Regions from separate parts of the Homo sapiens genome. Here region 2 is linked to region 1. The links are chromatin contacts, found by Hi-C or POLR2A ChIA-PET in ENCODE. All regions are on one chromosome and are shown on one strand. Each heading gives the region's core, a stretch centred on a gene start or an enhancer-like site at or near the end of the contact. The rest is flanking DNA. Distances are from core to core; before and after follow the strand shown.

Evidence for each region. A loop is a pair of places that touch in the nucleus more often than their neighbours do. ChIA-PET counts read pairs that join two places held with the same protein, here RNA polymerase II (POLR2A). Pooled maps may share reads with other maps.
Region 2: a loop to region 1 is called in a map of endothelial cell of umbilical vein, with 2.7 times the contacts of the local background. The contact joins two enhancer-like sites. A Hi-C loop is called at or near these places in 1 of 168 maps with a recorded cell type or tissue (endothelial cell of umbilical vein) and 1 of 50 pooled maps. POLR2A ChIA-PET finds 5 or more read pairs at or near these places in 2 of 52 experiments (PC-3 and PC-9).

Annotation. Positions count from the first base shown.
Region 1 is chr1:218,379,243-218,384,569 of GRCh38, reverse strand. All of the region lies in intron 1 of TGFB2 (transforming growth factor beta 2), which reads right to left. Among named protein-coding and RNA genes, the nearest start is that of TGFB2-AS1, 36 kb to the right of the region's middle. Within about 2 kb of position 4,014, at least 7 of the 41 ENCODE cell types and tissues checked have a DNase peak (open chromatin) inside an H3K27ac peak, as active enhancers do.
Region 2 is chr1:219,303,298-219,308,607 of GRCh38, reverse strand. It overlaps a transcript of LYPLAL1 not described here. Among named protein-coding and RNA genes, the nearest start is that of LYPLAL1, 130 kb to the right of the region's middle. Within about 2 kb of position 3,612, at least 4 of the 41 ENCODE cell types and tissues checked have a DNase peak (open chromatin) inside an H3K27ac peak, as active enhancers do.

The sequences.
Region 1 (5,327 bases), core at 2,765-5,264:
TACTGTTTTCATTTCCATTTTGCAGATGAGGAGACTAAGGCTTATGAGGATTAAATAATTTATCTAAGGTCACACAGCTAATAAGTGGTACAGCCAGAGCGGAAGTGACTTGTAATGAACCACTTTTAGTACTTTATTTTAAAAGGTAAGATAGCCTCTTATTATACATAATCTGTCTTATAACACATAATAGTATAGGAAGCATTTAACATGCTTGTTTTTCTAAGGCTTTCAAATATCCCACATACCTGCTAACGCTTTTTCCACCACGATATTCCAAATTATTCTAACTCCATTCCTACATACATAGCTACTTTAATTATCTACCTGAAAATGATTATAACTTTTAACCCAATAAAATAATGAGTGACAAGACAGTTATTAAAAATAAAACCCATAACCAATGCATTCAAAATACTTATGCTATTTAATTCCTTTTTTTTTTTCTTTTTAATGAATCAAGATGTTCTAGAAGAGGAGAGGGGGGAATATCTGTGACCTTATATTATTTAAATAAATCTTAAAAATACTTTCTCTGTATCTCATTTTCACAGAACTGTTAAAACAACCACAAAATCGTCATAAATGACAAACTCTGTGACGTGGAAAGGAAGGAAAGGGAGGAGGAAAAGCATTCTTGTGTTGTTTCACAATTATTTTCGGGATCCCGAATGTGGTGCTTTTTTGTCAGTACATGTTTACTCTCTACCTTTCTAGATGGGGAAATCCAAAGCCAATATTTCTTAGTCTAAAATGCCTTTCATGGAAAGTTTTTCCAAAGCCTGTGGTTGATTTTATTGCAATCTGTAACCCATCGAAACCTGACTCATGGGATATATAATCAAATCTCGCAAGTCCTTCGCCACGTAGCTGTGTGAAAATCCTTCAGTAAAAAAACTCACAAACAGTATGGCTGAAGGGACAAAGGGCTTCTGCAAGGACTGCCATTTCTTGCTAGGACTTTCTGCCTGTGAAGCCACTTGAGGGCTGTGTGACAATGAACACCTGAGGACACTCTCCCTCTCCCCCACACCCCCCACATACACACACTTCTCATGCACCTGCTTTCCCAACAAAGAAAATGAAAAATGACTTCTGAAGGGCAAATTAGCAGCCCTATTATTGCATTTTAAAATGGTCTTGTGTTTTTCTAAAGGCAGATTCATATTTGCAATAGACTATACATTAAAAAGGACACATGCTTTCCAGCTTTGAATTTTGGACCCTCCTAAAAAAATAAAGGTCACTTGCAAATTCCTGTAGAATTATGCATTGACAAAACAGAGGTTTCAGATTCTGTCTAAATGTGGCTCCATTCGAGCTCATAGTCTTCTAATTAAACCCCTGGTTGCATCATAAATCCAGTCCTAGGGCCTTGCTGTAATATCCAAGGGCAGAATACAAAAGCTTAAGACTCCATCACATAGGTTTCTTTCCTCTTCGTTGGGAATTGCCTTTCTTTTTAACTTTATCCTCCCTTGAAACCTTTCCTTATCACCTAGTGTTTAATTTAAAAACTCAAATATTTTCAAGAAGACTCCAAAAAGAATTTACAGTAGGCTAGTGTCATAAAACAATCTTCTTACCCCCATGAACATTTATTTTCAAAATTTGAGATGAGTAGCCAAAAGAGAAACACCACCTCATACCTCCATATAGACCACCAGTGCTTAAAATTGAATACTCATGAAAGACTAGAACTCCTACGGGAAGTAGAAGTGGCATTTGAAGGTGATCTTAGTGATTGTGTTGGGAGCAGAAGTTTGTGACTTTAGTCCTTGTTTTCCTAGTCCTGACTTTTTTACCCAGAGACTGGCCGATTCATCACAAGCAAATCACTCCATCTCTCTTCTACTTTAAGATTTCAAGTGATAGAAAATCATCCCTTGAATTCAGTTCCTATGTGTCCAAATGTCCAGTGGGACATGGTGGTACTGTGAAGTAAGTAGAGAAAAAAAAATCTCACTTTCCACAAAACAAATTTATTATTTCTGAATAATCTATGAATACTTTAATTCAGAAGTATGATCAACTGCTTAAAAATAAGTCACTTTATCAGTCTCACATCAGCGAGCGCCTGGATGAATCAGTGGTCCTGCTCAAGCGTGTGTATGTGTCTTGGGGCACCTATTACTCCACTGGGGTGACTGTTCTTCCACTGACAGCACTAACCAAAGAGCTTCACTTCACACCTTTGCTTTTATAATTTTCCGCCTTCAGCTAAAAACATTGATTTTTGGGTGAGACTCAACCAAAGCTACAGTCCCCAAAAGCAAAGGTACCAGTAGCTGATTAAGAGCTCTTGCCAGGGGCCTCTGGGCAAGATATTTTTTCTACTTATATTTCCAGCTTCCTTGGAAGACAGCTTTGAGCACTGCAGGAGGTGGGGAGGGGGATGTAAAGAGTGGTTTCCAATGCTATAGCTTAATTTTCACAAAAATACTTCATAAAATTTTTTTTTTCAGTTGAGTTGAGGGCTTTAATGGTGGCCTCCATCTGGTAAGGGCAGCAAAGAACTAGGGCTAGATTTCACCCTCTCTTTCTGCTGACCTGCAGGAATCCCCTTAAAATTTATTCATCAGATGGAGAGATGATGAAAGTAAAACATAAGACATTGCACATGTGCTTCTCTGGCAACTACTAATTTCTTCAATTTAAAAATAAATCTTCCCTGCTCCAGCCTACAACTGCCCCATTGTGTGCATAGGCACGCGCGTGTGCACACACACACACACACCCCTACACACACACCTAGTAGCACTATCTCATCTACTACCTCTGTTTATTCACACACAGGATTCAGTACAAGCTACCTGGAGCTCTGCCTCAATCCCCTTCCCTTTTAGGAACATCGCAGAAAATTGAGCTTGTCCAGAGATAGAGTTTTGTTTTATTTGTGATCTTGTCACTGGTGCCTAATGAAGACGTCATGTTTGAACACAAAGAGATTTAAGATGTGGGATTCAGCAGACCCAGATTCTACTCCTGGATTTACCACTTAAAAATCTGGCCTTTCAGTCGGGCGCTGTGGCTCACACCTGTACTCCCAGCACTTTGGGAGGCCGAGGCGGGTGGATCACGAGGTCAGGAGATCCAGACCATCCTGGCTAACAAGGTGAAACCCCGTCTCTACTAAAAATACAAAAATTAGCTGGGCTTGGTGGCGGTTGCCTGTAGTCCCACCTACTCAGGAGGCTGAGGCAGGAGAATGGCGTGAACCCGGGAGGCGGAGCTTGCAGTGAGCCAAGACTGTGCCACTTCAATCCAGCCTGGGCAACAGAGCGAGACTCTGTCTCAAAAAAAAAAAAAAACAAAAACAAAAACAAAAATGTGCCTTTGGCAAATATCTTAAGCTCTAAGGCCTCAGTTTCCTCGTCTGTAAAATGTTAACAACACCTAACTTTCAGGGCAGTTGCGAAGGTTAGAGAAAGTAAGAACCAACAGAAGATACTGTAAGTGCCTTGACTTGTTGGGGTTCGGCTTGATGCACTGTCATTCCTTGCTCTGTACTAGTTTTACTAAAGTAACAAAGAGACCTTGGAACAGAAGAGAATTGATCTTGGGTAATTAACTCTCTCAGCTGCACTTTTCCCATCTACAAAGTAGGGATAATAATAGCATCTATCTCATAGAATTGAAAGGATGAGATAGGCTCATGAAAGCAGAACATTTGGCACTATGCCTGGCACATGGTAAGCACCCCAGCATGTTAGCCTCTGTTATTTTTTCCTAGATTCCAAGTTGCCAGCAAAAGGGCTTTTTCTGGCAAATCTCTGTTCCCTTCCCAGCTACCTACTCATTCAGGGATTCCTCTCAACACTGAGCTCCCTTCCCAGCAGCCTGACCCACCCCCACTCTATTCATCTCTGCTCTTCATCTCCAGATGAAGCAAAAATCTGGTAAATATTACACTTACAAGGTAACAGGTCTGGAATGCTTGGCATCCCAGGCGGAGTGCAGTTGCTTCTTGGCACCCGGACACATATACTCTGCAGCCTAGGGCCAAACTACATTTGGCTGCTTTGTGCAATTCAAATAAAGATATTAAAAATCTTCCAACTCTATAAACATTTGTACTATTTGCTAATCAAAGGGGTTAGCTAGGAAAAAAAAAACAGGCCATCTAAAGAGAACTTTGCATGCTGATTACTGTTGCCAGTTTCAGACTGTAAGGAGCTTAGCATGTGTGTGCACCATGTGAGTTTCTAACTTGGTGTGATAGCACAGTGATTTACACATTTTAGGCCAGGTGGAATCTACTTCTAGAGTGGAATGTCCGTCCCCAAACACACAAACCTAGGCCATTTTCATTCCAGAGTTTGTGCCCTTAATCATTACACTGTACTGCTGCTTTAGGGACACATGATTGGTCACCGACTTGAGCTTCCAATGAATGCGAGTGAGTGCTGACGATGGCAGCGACTTTGATAGGTAAATGTCTCAGCTCTACTATCTCACAGCTTGGGCAAGTTATTTAATCTCTCTCTGCCTTGGTTTCCTCACATGTGAAACAAAGAGAGTAATAATACCTATTATTGCCAGGATCAAATGAATATCGATGTCTCTAAAAGTGTTTAGAAGAGTGCCTGGAGTATATGAAGCACCGCATCGGTATTATTATTGTTGTTATTGTTATTATTGACTAAATACCAACTGTGGATAAAAGGAACTAGACATAGGTACTTATCAAAGGGTAACTGGTTCCTTAAGTAAGTAAAAGAAGTTAAATGCAATTGGATATTTTAAGACCCAGCTTCCTCCATTAACTAAAAGCATGTGAAAGAAAATGGTAAAATAAGATTGTATCACAGCCAGCTGACTTAAACTTTGGTCTACCCCGATTGAAAAATCAGGACTGACTGAACTTCTCTCAGGCATGAGAACAGAAAAAGGACACTGTTTTCAACTGGCTTCATCTTATCTTCCAGGTATTTAACCTCAGAACTTTTAAATAAAACCTCCTGTCAAATGACAACCTTGAGAAAAAATATGAAAGCTAGATTTGAGCATTAGAGAGGAAGAAAGACAGCATCAAATTAAAGAAAAGATGTTCCAGGCTCGCAGAAGTAAAAAAAAAAAAAAGAAAGAAAGAAAGAAAGAAAAAGAAATAAAATTAAAAAATAAAGAAAAGGTACTGGCCGGGCACGGTGGCTCACGCCTGTAATCCCAGCACTTTGGGAGGCCAAGGCGGGTGGATCATGAGGTCAGGAGATCGAGGCCATCCTGGCGAACCACGGTGAAACCCTGTCTCTACTAAAAATACAAAAAAATTAGCCAGGTGTGGTGGCGGGCGCCTGTAGTCCCAGCTACTCAGGAGGCTGAGGCAG
Region 2 (5,310 bases), core at 2,363-4,862, 920 kb before region 1:
TGGCGCCTTCCAGCCATGGCTGGAGCAGCTGAGACACAGGGCACCAAGTCCCTAGACTGCACACAGCATGGGGGCCCTCGGCCCTGCCAACAAGACCATTATTTCCTCCTAGACCTCTGGGTCTGTGATGGGAGAGGCTGTTGCAAAGGTCTCTGACATGCTCTGAGACATTTTTCCCATTATCTTGGGGATTAAAATTCAGCTCCTCATTACTTATGCAAATATCTGGAGCCAGCTTGAATTTCTTCTCATAAAATGGGATTTTCTTTTCTATCACATTGTCAGGCTGCAAATTTTCCAAACTTTTATATTATGCTTCCCTTTTAAAACTGAATGCCTTTAACAGCACCCAAGTCACCTCTTGAATGCTTTGCTGCTTAGAAATTTCTTCCACTAGATACCCTAAATCATCTCTCTCAAGTTCAAAGTTCCATAAATCTCTAGGGCAGGGGCCAAATGCCACCAGTCTCTTCATTAAACATAACAAGAATCACCTTTGCTCCAGTTCACAACAAGTTCCTCATATCCATCTGAGACCACCTCAGCCTGGATTTCATTGTCCATATCATTATCAGTATTTTTGTCAAAGCCATTCAACAAGTCTCTAGGAAGTTCCAAACTTTCTCACATTTTCCTGTCTGATTTCATGCTGCTGATAAAGACATACCCAAGACTGGGAAGAAAAAAGGTTTAATTGGACTTACAGTTCCATATGGCTGGGGAGCCTCAGAATCATTGTGGGAGGTGAAAGGCACTTCTTACATGGCGGCGGCAAGAAAAAATAAGGAGGAAGCAAAAGCAGAAACCGCTGATAAAACCATCAGATCTCATGAGACTTGTTCACTACCATGAGAAGAGTATGGGGAAAACTGCCTCCATGATTCAAACTATCTCCCATTGTGTCCCTCCCACAACACTTGGGGATTATAGGAGTACAATTCAGGATGAGATTTGGGTGGGGACACAGAGCCAAACCATATCAAATATTAACAATGAAATCAGATGTTATTGACATGTATCTTGTCCTCTAATGTTCTCAACTTTGCTCTAATTCTAATGATGCTGCTTATTAATTAGGCAATTTCAGCCATCAACAACTAAGGTTACAAAATAGCCACACTACCCATATCTCAGTGGCTTAACAAAATGCAAATTTATTTTTTGGTCCTATAAAATCCAAAATGAGTATTCCTAATCAGCTCTCTTCTAGTTGATGCAGGGACTTGGGTTTGGAAGAAACCATCTCACATTCCACCATCTTCAATTCATGGCTAATGTCACCACTGAACAGAAAAGAGTGTGAAATCTTGTGTGGGAGATCGTTATAAGCCACACCTAAAAGGGGTATATGTGAAGACTCAGTCACAAGCAAGACAGTCGGGAAACGCAGTCAAGCTGCATTCTAAGTAGAAAGAAGAAATGAATTTGTGACCAGCTAGTTTTCTCTGCCACATACTTCCATTGCTCAAGAGCTATTTGGAATTCCCATTTTAAAGTTACTTTCAAAGTCAGTTTATGATCCTATAAGAAAAATAAGGGATGAGATGATTATATATATATATATACATATATATATATATATATGTATGTGTATATATATCATTTGGAATACATGTGGCCAAAAATTGTATTACCAGCTTATCAACTAATGTATTCATTGAGTTTGGCCTCTGCATCAATAAGGGTTTTCCGGAGAAACAGGACCAATAGGAGATTTACTTTCTATCTCTATCTATCTGTCTGTCTGTCTGTCTGTCTATCTATCTATCTATCTATCTATCTATCTATCTATCTATATCTATCTATGCATCTGTCTATGTATCTATCTATCTATCTATCTATCTATCTATCTATCTATCTATCTATGCATCTGTCTGTCTACCTACCTACCTATATATCTTAAGGATTTGGCTCACATAATTATGGAGGATGACAAGCCCCAATATCTACATAAGCAAGCTGAAGACCTAGGAGAGGTGATGGTGTAACTCCAGTCCAAGTCTAATAGGCTGGAGACCCAGGAAGAGCCAGTGCTTTCCTTCAAGTCCAAAGGAAAAAAATATAAAAAACTTATGTCCCATGTTGATATGCAGAAGGAATTCTTTCTTACTAGACTTTATGTTCTATTAAGGTCTTCAACTAATTGGATGACACCCACCCAAATTAGGGATGGCAGTGTGCTTTACTCATTCTACTGATTCAAATGTTAATCTCATCCAGAAACTCACTCACAGACACACTAGAATAATCATAAACCAAATACCTGGGCTCCCTGTGGCTCAGTCATATTGACACAAAATTAACCATCAGAGCTCCCAATAACCTTTGGTTACTTATAAAATTTATTGTTTACAAGTTACATATCTGACAGCATTAGGAAACCAGAGAATGCAATGCATTTGTTGAAGACAATTTCCAAAGAGATTTTCCAAAAGTATTTTGGACTTGGCCTCTCAAAGTCTACACTCAAGAAGATACCATTCATATGTATATATTTATATGTTCTGTATGATTGATGTGAACTAAATTACATGTATGGAGTTCATTGTCTGTTAGAAAACGCTAGTAGTAGCTGAGACTTTCAGAGTGTCAAAGATAAGATTACTTTTCATGTAACCTGAGATAACCTGGACAAATGAAATATCTTTAATCTGGAAATGGGAGAATACTGTCAACATTCCTGGGTTAAATCATAAAATACCGCATAAACAAAATGGAAGTATTGTAGTTCAGAGTTGATAGTGATGATGAAGCTGGTGGTGTTGGAAGAAAGAGGTTGTTTTGCCAAGGACATATATGGATCCTCATTTCCCCTCCAATTTTAGATTTCTCTCAGCAGAGGAATCAGCCTTGTATTTCTTTCATATTCTCACAGCACCTGGTACAGCACCCAACACAGAGTAAGTGGTCAACAAATTTCTGTTTGTAAACGATAGGGTTTTCAACAGATACCCAATGCCCTGAATATCACTTTCTGCCATTGTGCCATTATCCTGTTCAATCAAGTTGCGTGCATCAGTTTAAGACATGCACTGTTATTTCAGTGTTTTACATCAGCCATTATAGGCTTCACAATAATTTTATGGAGTCCTTGGAAGTATCATCCAATTTTGTGACCCCAAAACATCCTTTATAGATAAATGAATAGTCTTGAGGGGGAGGCATCTTCGGCTGTTTTTTTCTTCAGTATGTCTCTTTTCTAACTTCTGCATAACTTTCCATCCAGGCTAAAGACTTATGAAAACAGCACCTTATATGCTTCCTACACCAATTACAGAGTACTCTACACCCTGAAAGAAAGGGAGTATATTTGTGTCTAGAGCTCCTGATGGGTTAACTACCCATGTTACATGTCATATCTCATCACCTGGCATTCCAGATAGTCTAACATTTTTCTTTTGTGATCTCTCCTTATAAGGCTTGTACCTTTCATCTCCACACTGTAAATTCTGGTCCTTCCCATTCCTAATTTCTTGAGCCACAGTCCATGTAAGAACAGACTGTGGTCCCCTCAGTGACATGGCACAACTTAGCCTAGTAGGTTGAGGGATATGCCGAACCAGTGAGTAATGTCTGGGAACTCTTTGGCTGACGTCCTCCTGTGCAAGGACAAATTTGCATTCTCACAAGTTCTCAGAATGTTTCTCCTTTAGGAACAATATCTGACACTGGAATTTTTGAAACCTGCAGTACTGTGTCAAGCCAAGCCTCTTTGCCGATAGGAAAAATGAAAGCCAATTTTGTTCTTCATTCCTGCGACTCGTTTATTGTGCTATGACCTTGTGTAGACTAGCCTTTAATTCCCTCAGAGATCTGTGTAGACGACTTGGCATCTCAATATGTGTTTTCATGGCAATCTAGGGTCTGGTGCCTTTCCTACCCTCCACAGCCACCATTTAGTGATCACTCCTTGGACTTCTGCCTCACTTACTTTCACTACACAATTTAGAACTTAATTATACACGACTTTATATTTTTGGACTCTTGTTTCCCAGTCTTCACTGCTAATTTGTTAAAGGAATGGATTATATTTTATGCCTCTTCTGAATCCCACCCAAAGCACCTAGCATCCTGCTCTAAGTAATCTAAGAGTCACTCACTAAATAGATGCCATGACGATGAAATCATACGAATGGCTTTTGATGACATACCAGATCTTACACATTCAAATGAATGCTTTCCTTGGCAAGACTGCCACCTGGCAGGCTACCCACATATGCCAGTGATGTTATCAATGCTCAAAATAATTTTTCAGTGACTCTGTCTGCTTGAATTAAACTGAGCATCTTGGATAATTATTTAATATTTGTTATTTAGCATCTACTATAAATGCATGGCACTGTTTTTAGTGGGTACCACAAATATATTAAGATATGATTTCCTGGTCTCAGACCTTTTGCAGTTTTATGTATAGGGTCAGAAAAGGTTGTGACAGCAATTTTACAAGGTAAAATCTGGCAAATATCATATGGGAGGTATAAAGGATTATAGGGATCAGAGAGAGAGAAGGTAATTTACAGCTGAGCCTAAAGGGGACATACATCTTCAATCTTTATGTTTGTAAATCATTGTAAATATTTATTAGATAATTGTTTTGGTCTTAAGCAACAACTAAAAACTATTTAGAACTAGTTAGGGAATAAGTTATGTAAATAATTGGGTAATACTGTTAAAAATTGCAATGGAGCAATAAATCATATCCCTAGGTTGGAAACTTGTTTTGAAGGGAACTGTTTCTTCAAACAGAAAAACATAGTAGCCACCCGAGCCAATCAGGTATCATAAGATACCTATGATGTCATTCACACCTGTCTGCCATCTAATTTTTGACCATTCATCTCCATGTGCCATTTGTATTTGTTTCCTCATTTGTAAAAGTAAAGAACATAAGCCAGACCAAAGGTTTTCAGCGGAATTATGAAAACATCCAGGAGTTATGGGCTTCCCTATGAGATTTCACTTGAATAAATATATGGCAATAAAATAGTATTTGAGAATTGCTAGACTTCATCACTGTTGAGTTCTCTCACAGCTCACATGTTCTATGATCTGCACATAGTAGATGAGCTCCAACCACCAGTAACACTGGGTGACAAGAAACAACCAATTGCCTGCTGCAGATCATCTGCTCCATGGCCAAAATGTCTTGGGGATTCCCAAGCCCCAGGCACAACCCTGCTTATCTGTCACTAGCTCTCCTGTCACCTGGTTTTATTTCCCTCAGAGTAGTCATGACTCTTAAATTATTTATTAATCTACATTTGTATTGTTTTTATTACCCACTAGACTATAAGATAATCCATGAAAGCA